Regions from separate parts of the Homo sapiens genome. Here region 2 is linked to region 1. Evidence: chromatin loops called from intact Hi-C (ENCODE). Cell type or tissue: prostate gland. All regions are shown on one strand. Links, peaks and the distances in the headings refer to the core of each region. The heading gives the core; the rest is flanking DNA. Region 1 overlaps PKHD1 (PKHD1 ciliary IPT domain containing fibrocystin/polyductin). Region 2 overlaps PKHD1 (PKHD1 ciliary IPT domain containing fibrocystin/polyductin).

Evidence for each region. A loop is a pair of places that touch in the nucleus more often than their neighbours do. Peaks named below come from ENCODE experiments on the same cell type or tissue, not always from the same donor. Only the 100,000 strongest peaks of a DNase experiment are listed, where the experiment ranks them.
Region 2: it touches region 1 in a loop (2.2-fold over the local background); 8 of 110 quality-filtered maps call a loop at or near these places.

What each region holds. Positions count from the first base shown.
Region 1 is chr6:51,957,775-51,963,159 of GRCh38, reverse strand. PKHD1 (PKHD1 ciliary IPT domain containing fibrocystin/polyductin) reads left to right here. Exons shown (of 67, transcript NM_138694.4): 36 at 3,134-3,290. Among named protein-coding and RNA genes, the nearest start is that of PKHD1, 130 kb to the left of the region's middle. In prostate gland, for the core only: a CTCF peak has its summit at 3,208 (motif pointing right); DNase peaks (open chromatin) are centred at 2,519 and 3,209.
Region 2 is chr6:52,010,803-52,016,187 of GRCh38, reverse strand. The region is part of intron 34 of PKHD1 (PKHD1 ciliary IPT domain containing fibrocystin/polyductin); the gene reads left to right. Among named protein-coding and RNA genes, the nearest start is that of PKHD1, 74 kb to the left of the region's middle. In prostate gland, for the core only: no CTCF peak of the experiment used is centred there; a DNase peak (open chromatin) is centred at 2,967; H3K27ac peaks cover 3,506 bases.

The DNA of each region.
Region 1 (5,385 bases), core at 178-5,177:
AATGTTTCAGAAGACCTAGGGGATATAGCATTTTTAAGGTCTTAGCACCTGTATCTTCACCTATTGCATTAGGAAGAGATGTGTGTGTGTTTGTGTGTGATATCTGTAAAAGCATGTATGGCACCAGCAGGTATAAGATTCATTTAATAAATTATTCAAAAACATTTATTGAGCAACTACTATGTGCTAGACATCTTTTAGGGAGGTGGGAATATAGCAATGACCCAAACCAAGTCTCTGCTTCATTTGAGTAAGCTTAGTAAGTGATAACCAAATATGCAAGGAATTGTATTATTTAATACTAGAATGAGGCATTATTAGGGGAGAAGGAATGAAGGAATGATTGGGGGTGCTTTTTAAAAATAATAATACAGGTAAGGAGGTGATACCTGAGCAGAGGCATGAATTAAGTAAGGGAGTGAGCCATGCAGATCTTTTGGGAAAGAGCATCCCGGGAGAGGCCATGGTAAGGGAAAAACTTCAGATGGGAGCTTCCTTTTTGTGACTCCAGTTTGCCTCCATCACTATGAACTTTGACACATCATTTAAACACTTTGAGCCTTTGCTTTCTCCACTGGAAAGTAGAGATAACAGTATTTGACCTTTCCACCTACTGGGTTGGGACCAAGTATAGCAATCTTTGAAGGCTGACAGGCTAGGCCAAGAGGTTATAGCACATGGAAGGCAGCAAATGGCATAAGCAAGTGCTTCAGAGCAAGAAAGTCTCTAAAGCTTATTGAGAGCTAGATAACAGATATCTGTGCTAATCATAAAAATTTAAAAATGTTCTCAAATTAATTAATGGATAACACCATGAAATAGTCTACCTTTGACCCACTTAAATATCTAACTAATGTCTAGTTGTTCCCGATCATTTTACTGTGTGTGTAATGAGCCCTGGTTTTCTTCATAGTTCTGTGGCTGGGTTATGGATCTGACCACCAGGTTAATGTCTCAGAAAGCGTTATGCTGCTGAAGTCTTCATATTTCTTACAGTTCATCAACACATCATTCTTCCTAGCTTGCTAGTCTTTGGGCGATCCTGGCCAAAGACCCTAAGCTTTGGATGTTGGTTTGGAGAAAACATCTTGGTTCCTTTTAAAGATATATCTCCTTCTCCTCCAGCCCTTGCTCTGAATTGATCCTTAAATTTTGATGCAGAAGTGTCATCTGAGAGGATCATTAAAATTGTAGGTCTCTGGGTCCCAATTCTTGAGCTTTTGATTTCACAGGTATATGATGACACTAGAGAAATCTACATTTTATTAAGCTCTAAGGAACACTGCCTAAAATAGCATCTGTAAAATTATGGGATAGGATTTTGCTAGAGTCCTTTCCATCTCTGGGCTTCTGGAAATCCAAGAGTTTTCAAATGTCCTTTTATCATGGACTCGCAGCTGACACTACAGATAACCTGGTTCACCCTGTTCTGCAGTTTACTTTACCATCTCTGTTTTTCCCACCTTCTTTCATTCCAGTTTCCTTTGATTTGCCTCCCTTTCCTCTTTCTGTATTCTACAGGAGTAAATTAAAGGGTTATAAGAATGTATAATATATATAGCCTTATAAGAAGTACTGTTTATTATTTTACCAACCTAAAGCTAGTCCTATAGTGAAATCATCTAGAGTTAAAATTCTCTCCTACTTTTGTAGCCTACAGATACTGCAGTTCACAACGATGCTCCTGGATCACCTATTCTTTTTTCTGTGATACTGGAACTGGTTATCACTATGCCTTATTTCCTTCCATCTCTTAAATTGTGATGAGTCATAGACTTTTACTTCTTTGCAGATGTAGAAAACGAATAAATTGCAAAGCCTTCTCAGTGATTGTGTTGGGTCTGCAACTTAGCACTGTTGACCTTGGGGTTTGTATCTTTTTCTGGAAAACGTAACGGCTCTTCTGGCAACACAATTTTCCATTTTCTATCTCAGAAATACTATAGAGCACTATTCTCTGTGTAGGTGTAGTTGTCGGTATTACAAACATGCCTTCCCTTCTAATGATCTTCTCCCATCTGCCTCTAACACATCATGAGAGGACCTTCTAGGTGGTTTATTTTTATAGGAACTTGGGCTTCACATTTGTTGGAATCTGAATGGGAAGAAGACTGGAGAGAGTGGCTTATACATGTCATATCTATTACCTTGAAGGAATCACCTTCTCTATTGTGATTTTATTATGTTTATCGTAATTATACTTCTACAACTTCACAAGGCATTTAGACATGTTACCAGCCTCTTGCATGAGCTCAATATTGCTTTCTGTGATTTTTATGTCCCTGTTTTAAAAAACGTATGACATCAGAGTGACCACAAATTAACAGGAAAGCCAAAAGTTCTGAGAGAGGGACTGAAGGCTGGGGTGGAGAGGGAGTGCTTCCTTTTCTGGCTTCTTCTGTCAGTACAGCTCCCTACCCCTCACTCAAATGTTCCAGACTATTTACTTGTCATCTGAAGTCAGTCGGCATTCTGCCTATGCCTGCATGGGCTTTGTTCAGCCCTGATGCACCAGGCACAGGGGGAAAGGCAACAATAATATCAAAAAAGGCCGAGTGGGAGGATAGATCTGAGCACTTAGGAAGAGGAATGTTCCTATAAAACAGGGACTCTTGGCAGTAGAGCCAGTGAAAAATGATACCAATTACATAAAGCAAAATGCCACCCATCAAGCAGAACATTTTAATTCTCCCTATTCCAGGCTATTTATGACTTTTTGTCCAAGATTCAATACATATCTGTAAAAATAAATGGAATCAAACTCATCTGTTAGGTAGAATGGGGCCTGTGCTAGAGGGGAAAAAAAAGGCAAGAAAACATTACCAGCATGTTATTGGAGAATTCCAGGGGCTGGGCACAGAAGAACTTCAAATATAATTTTGCCTCTCATGTTTTTTCCTGTTTAGGTTAGTTGTATGAAAAAGAGAGAGGTAACCAATTTTATGGAGACATTTAAAATATTTAAATTAATTTTACTTTCTTTGAGAAGTTTCTATTTTGATTCAATACTTATACTATCCCGCCCAAAAACAATGAATGAACCAACAAACCAACAAACCAGCGAACCAACCAACGAAGCAACAGACCAGCCAACCAACCAACCAACCCACCAACCCAGCTCTCTGTTTTCCAGGGCAACTTTTCTTTACAGTTCTGCCGGAGATGGTCCAGGACTCACAGCTGGTTTCCTGAAAGGCTGCCACAAGATGGCGACAACGTCACAGTGGAGAATGGCCAATTGCTTCTGCTGGACACTAACACAAGCATCCTCAACTTACTGCACATTAAAGGTGTGTGAAGTTTGTAGGTTGGTAATATTATTCTATATGATTATATCACTTGTAGGGGGGATGGAGGAGGGAAACTTTCTGGATAAGTTCCAGAACTTAGTTGACAATTTATCCTCAGACCAAACTGAAATTTTACTATGTAAAGGAAGAAGTGGTCAGAGGGTTCAAAGTGAAAGGCCTTTCTTTGGACTCATTATAAGCACAGAGCTTGATTAGTTTAATTTTTCAAAAACAAGAAGGTTAACAGTGTTCTCAAAGAATATGCTTCTTTATTCAAGCACTTTTTAGTCATGCTTATCCAGGACAGCCCCCACAATATAGCAAAATGCCCTGAAATTGGTTAACGTTGCTGCCTTTGAAATACCCTGCCAAGAAAGCCATGTCTTCCTGCTTTTACCCTGTTGTGGTTTTGACTTCTTGGTCCCATGGAAAGTCATATAAATAGGCTTTCTTATTGCAAAACCGGCTATATAGCTCTAGGGTTTATGAAGTTGGAAGAGGCTGAGATTTCGAATTTCAACCCTACTACCACATCTTCAAATGGCTAAGTCAGTTATTTCACCTCTTTGTGCATTTCTTTCCTTATCTGCTAAATGAGAATAAAAATCATGGCCTACTTTAGTGGCTGGAAATAAGGAATAGTTATCAAAATGCCTCTGTTCATTGGCAAATGAAAATTACATGGGAGATATGATTAGTTATGGATCTCTATGAAACTCTGCACTAAAACACTGTTCTTTACTATAAATATATTTAACACACAAACATTCATCCTTATTAAGATAAGAATATAGCTACATGAGGGGAAAAATAAAATATTTTAAAGAGGATAAACTAATGGAATTTTAATACCTGTCTCTTTTAGACCGAATCAGGATTTAGGCATTTTGTCATTCTCTATTCTGGAAGCTGTTTTTTTTCTCTTCTATAGCAAGGAGAAGTTTTCAGTCAAATCAGTTAATTAGTGCCCTTTAGGGGATAAAATGGTCTGTCAGCTTGGGCTCTTGCCCTGTCTTTGTGTGTGTGTGTTTGTGTGTGTGTGTGTGTGTGTGTGTAGCTAGTGGCTATGGGAATGCCACTATAGACAGTCATCAACTACCTAAGGACCAGCAATGACAAAGGAAAATTACAGACCTAAAGCCTCATTTCAGAGAAAAGATACTCTTGGCAGGCCTTTAACCAGGGCTTTCTCCATATGAATCAAATTCTGCAGGAGTATGGGCTCCCCTTCAGGCATTCAAAGGTCTTGGCCTTATATTGCTACTACCATTTGGGAGAAGTTTCCCAGCTGAAAGTCTTGGATTACTAAATCTCTGGATGTACTGTTACTTCCAGGTAAATCATGAATAGTGTTGACAGCACCAGAGGCTGAAAACAGAGAAGAGGCATCAGAAGGAGAGAAAAGTGTAGGAGAAAGGCAGGATAAGTATAACATTCATTTGACTTCTCACTCTTAAGGATTTAAATATCTGAGCAATCCCAATACTTGCCCCAACCTCCAATAGTGGTTTTTCTTAGCATTTCTGGTTTAGGTAATATTTCACTCTCATATTATTTAGATAAGTGAGTTAGGTTTGGAAAGGCAAACCCTCATCCTGTGGAGAGGGAGAGTAAGTCATCTGAAGGGTCTCTTCTTTCTCTTGGGGAGGAGGAGTAGGTAGGATGTAAGGCTAAGTAGTAGATTCCAGTTTCTGCACGAATAAGATACAGGAGTTGTTGGCAAAAGACAGAGCTACCTAGAGTGAAACGCTGAGGTTTTTATCATAGAGATATAGGTCATAACTTCTAGAAAGAATGAGAACAGGGCAAGGACACAGATCAAATTTTGTTCAACAGATAATTTGTGAATGCTTATTGAGTGGCCTAGGATTCCTGTGTGAAATACAAGAAAAAATGAAGAATAATACTGGCAGTAACATGTAATATTACCAAAGAAAAATAATTAGAAAGTAAATGTAAAAGACTAAAACTTCTGGTTCTAAAATAAGTGATGCTGGCAGTGAGGCCGAATGTATACTGGGGTAATCTTGGTGTCAGTTGTGTAAGATTAGAGTTGGAGAGCGGAGAGGAGGTGAAGGGCAGATCATTTGTGTCT
Region 2 (5,385 bases), core at 319-5,318, 53 kb before region 1:
CTTGGCTGGTTGCTTTCTAAAAGGGCAAGAAGAACTCTGTTTAGCTCACACAGGAAATGGAGTGCTGGGTATTGTACTCAGGTGAGACTGGATTTCAGAACTTACTGATGCTGGACACCAGGAAGTACATGTCAGTAGGTCCTGGCTCCATTGAATTCAGGGACTTCATCTGAATCCCCAAAACTCTTCTTTGGGGTTCTTCCATGCTCTTCCTCTTCATTGTATGGGATGGCTGAAGCAACTGAGCCTCAGAACGCATTGACAGTATAGCTTTACCTATGAATATCATTTCAATAGTGCTGCTCAATGTTCTGGCTATTGCAGTAGGCAAAAGTGGGTATGTTTTCTTTTTTCTTTTTTTTTTGAGACTGAGTCTTGCTCTGTTGCCCAGGCTGGAGTGCAGTGGCAAGATCTCGGTTCACTGCAAGCTCTGCCTCCCGGGTTCAAGCCATTCTCCTGCCTCAGCTTCCTGAGTAGCTGGGACTACAGGTGCTCACCACCACGCCCGGCTAATTTTTTGTATTTTTAGTAGAGATGGGGTTTCACTGTGTTAGCCAGGATGGTCTCGATCTCCTGACCTCATGATCTGCCCACCTCAGCCTCCCAAAGTGCTGGGATTACAGGCGTGAGCCACTGCACTCGGCCAAAAGTGGGTATGTTTTCTTGAGTAAGAATTATAATAAGTGCCCTATGATTTAAACAAACAAAGTTTAATGGGGATGAGAGTGGGGGAAACTGGCAGCGGTCTTTTTGCCAGTGGGAAGGTAAGGTAATGCAATCGTCAGAGGACAATTTGCCGATTCACGAATAACCTTAAATTCTTTATACTCTGTGACCCAGCAATTTCTCTTTTAGGATTTTAAGAAAGTAGATAGAAATGTGTAATATTTATAACAATCATGTTCTTTGAAGTTTCAGGTATCAAAAAAAATTTGCAATGAAACAAGTTTTAGTAATAAAGAATGTATCCAAATGATATGATACTAAGTCACCTTTAAAAATTAGGATGTAGAATATTTAACCAGACAGGGAAATATTTATAATATATTGAGAAGTGAAAATCACAGGTCTCAAAAGAGTATATCAATTTGATCCTACTGTTGTATATAGTGTATATGTTTGTACACACATAGGTTACTAGAGAAAAGGCTGGAAAGATGTATCCAAGAATGTTGATGGTGCCTATCTCTAGGTGGTTGGAGTACTGACCATATTTATTTTCTTCATTGAGTTTTTATGTGTTTTTCCAGGGAACACAATGCTGTATCTCCCTGCCATCCACAACATCTATGGGGTTTGATGTCATTTGGCAAAGGGAGAAGTGCATCTGTGGCAAAAATTATACCCTGTCTATTCGTCCGTCCATCCATCCATCCATCCATCCATCCATCCATCCATGATCCATCCATCTATCCAGTATATTCATCCATCCATCCATCCATCCATCCATCCATCCATCCATCCATCCATCCATCCATCCATCCATCTATCCAGTATATTCATCCATCCATCCATCTATCCATCCATCCATCAATCCATTCATCCATCCATGATCCATCCATTTATCCAGTGTATTCATCCATCCATCCACCCATCCATTCATCCATCCATCCATGATCCATCTGTTTATCCAGTATATTCATCCATCCATCCATCTCTCCATCCATCCATCCATCCATCCATCCATGATCCATCCATCTATCCAGTATTGATCACATCCCTACTCTGTTCTAGGTGTTGTGACAGGTACTGGTGGCTCATTCGTGGATGTCATGAAAGTCCCTGCCCCTTAAGGGTAGAGAAGAAAGTCAGATAATAAACAGGATGATCACGTGTTGTGATAAGTGCTATAAAGTGATAGAAAAATAAAGGGGGGCTACTTTAGAGAGTGTACTCAGAGGAGGCTTCTCTGAAGAAGTCTTTTATGTTACGAAGAGAAGCAGGTGTCTTTATGGAGGGTGAGGCAGTGGCAGCAGCAAATGCAAAAGAACTGTCGAGTTTTATGACTGTTCAGAGGCTAGGAGGGTGGGAGTAGACTGAGAAGGAGGAAAAGTGGCCCCAGATGAGCTCGGAGAGATATGTAAGGCATTGAAGGCCAAAGTAAAGAGTTTGGATTCTCTTCTAAGTGAAGATTAAGTAATTTCCCAAAGTCACACAGTCAAGCCATGGCAGTGTTGAGACTGGAACTCAAGGCTTCTGATGCAGTGTGCTTAGTGCAATGCTGTGCTGGCAGCTTCAGTGTGAGAGCCCTGGCTGAGCTTTGTGGGTTCAGTGAGGTTTCAGAGCCACAGGAAGCAACTTCAGGGGAAGTGAGGGAGAGAAAATGCCTGCAAATTGTTTTCCCTACCTATCCTAAGGAGCACAGCCAAGGTTACTTGCTTACTTTAGGATCTAATCAGATCAACTAAAGAACAATAGTTTGGGAGTCAGGAGTCTTAGATACTAGAACAATCTTTGCCACCATTTTTACCCAATATTTTAAACCATATCCCCCAAAGTAAATATGTGTGTGTGTGTGCAGTGTGTATGCATGTATATCTGTATCTGTATCTGTACATATATTGATCTCTCTGTCTATATATGCTTATGTTGCATATATATATGCTTATATTTATATTTAAATATGGCCAACTGTGCTTCTTAATTCATAGGATTATTGTGGAAGAAACCATGGAAGAGTAGCTAGCTATTTAGAAGCTTTGAAATTTTGTAAATGTTAACCTATTTTGGATATCCTGGTGTCTCAGCTAATTTTGGTGATGGCTTTTTAATGAAAAACATTTCTAGCAAGGTAGTTACAAATATGGAAAAAAGTGTGAGCTGAAGCTGGTAAACAAAAAGTCCAAGCTAACAGAAAGGGGTTTAATTCTCTTCAGAGCAAGAATAACATGCTTAGTGAAAACAGTGTGTTCCTAACAGGCAAACAGAGGGTAGAGTGACTCAGCCCATTTTACTTGTACCTCTGCCAGCGAAGAGTCAGGAAAGGGCATAAGAAGGTTTATGAGGCAAGTGGAAGCCCAAGGCCAAGAAAGGATGTAGAAGGAAGTTGGTCACTACTTTCCTTGAGTTCAAGTCTGTAGTCTCAGATCATTCATAAACTGGGTACAAAAAACTCACTCTTATGATTGAGGACCTATTGCTGGCAATGAACCATGAGAAGGGGTCACATAACAGAGGTGATGGGCAGATATTCTATGAACCTAAAAAAAAGAGGAGGAATTCTGGAAATTTAGACAACTAAGCTTGGTGTTATCCCTGACAAAATTCTAGAATGAACTATTCATCAGATAGTTTGTGAGCCTTCAGAAATGAAAGTAGCCATCTGGAAACCGATTTACGAAGAATGTGATGGTGTGGGAAACCAACTTCATTTCCTTTCTGATAGGTTTATAAGTGACTTATGATATAAACATAGCGGGAGACCTTCACAAACTATTCCAACCACTTCTCCACCCCCAGTAACAAAAAAAGGTTCTAGGTGCAAAGCCCAAAGTGGCCTGATGCAAGCCTCAAGTTGCTCTGAAGTGAGGTGTTTTAAAAGTCTGCGTGAATTTTGCATTTGATTCCATCACATTTCTGTATTGATCTAAATATTACATTGCATTTTAATTTAAAAGTTAAATTACTTTGCTTTTCCTTTCTGAATCTTGGAATACGACTGATGCTCCAGGAGCAAAGGATGGATTTATCCTGTGACTTTGTCTGCCCTGTGGACGAAGGATCAGCGAATGGATTTACAGCTAGATAGCAGGCTACAGATTCAAAACAAATTTGAGCAACAGGTCTAAACCAGTGAGAGATATGTAACAATAATAAATGTAAATTTCCACATTTACATTTTTAACAATAATGCTACTAAAACTACTACCTCCAACAGCTATAACGCGAGCTGCCTTTATTGGATTCGTATTGTGTGCCAGGTTCCATGCTAATCTATTTATATGCTTCATTTTGCTCAGTTTCTTCAACACCTCCACAAAATAGGTACTTGATTATTGGCAACTCCATTTTATAAATGTGGAAACCAAAGCTTAGTGAAGTAATGTCTTCAATGTCATGTAGATGGTAACCATCTGCCCCGGGATTCAGATCCAGCTGATCTGCTTCTGAGCCTAAGCTTTACATGCCAGTGCTCCTCAGAAAATCATTTGAACAAACACACCATGGTGAAATCCTCAGAAAGCTGCAGCTCTGAGACTTTGAATTGACCACTATCTAAGTATAAGCACGGTGGCCTTCAAAATGAACACAGTATCAGGTACCGTGAGAAGGAGGCTCAGATAAAGGCAGACCGGAGTCCCAGTGGTCAGCCCAAACAATCTGCGTTCAGATATGGGTGGCATGATGTTAACATATTGACAGTCTACATTATTAGGTCTAAAGGACTGTGGGTTTGGAAGTCATGTCTTAGGTAGATACAGAGTGGAGAATATTTTAGCATGAAGAAGCGAAGATTAAGTGGTGAGATGTACTAGTTATCCTGCTCATTATTTCTAGAAAATTGTGGAAGAAAACATTTTGACATTGATTTGAAAAAAGATGGTAGGGTTTGACATGGTGTACAGTTTCTCAAGTGGTGACCTTTTTGCCCTTCTCTCCACCCTTCCTGGTCTTCCCATGGGATCTGCCATCTTCCTGGCTGATGTTCAATCAGCATTTCAAAACTTGAGAGCACTGCTCTGGGAAACAGGACCATCTGGTTTTGACCTCGGAGCTACCGTAGTTCTGTGTTTGACTTTCTGAGAATCTCTTGATCTCTTTGGGTTACACTTTTTACACCTCTTCCTAATTTATAGGCTGAAATGAGATCATACATGTGAAATTGTTGACAAATATGAAACATCATGCATTATTATTACTGATAATTTTTGAGTTAGTTGCAAAAATGCCTACAGCCAGGATGATTCTTGAATAAATATCACACCTGTTGAGGATGACACCCTTCACTATCCATGTCCTCACCTCTAGATGGCATATTTTTAGACTTTCTGTAATGCTACACTGCTGTTTTTTATTTTAAATCCAGTCTGGCTTCTCCCCTTAAAGCAAGAGGACTTTTAAAGCGAGTGGCTGGTAGTATAACTGGCACATATATTGAATCTCCTTAGTCTGGGCTGTTAAGTAAGTTTAATTAATTTACTAAGTTAATGTTCCACTGCTAGCAACAGAGCCTCATTGCCATCAGCTGGGAAGGGGGAATTGCAAGCCTAAATGAGCTCATTTTTTCACAGTTGGAATTAGGGACCAGTTAGCCAGTTGTGTGGGTTTTCCAATTTCTCCATCTGCCCTAGGGGGATTCAGGCAATTACTCCCCCAACACTAAGTATGAGTAAGAGCAGGAAGAGGGAAGGGGAAAAGAAAAAAAATAAAAACAAAAACTCTCCC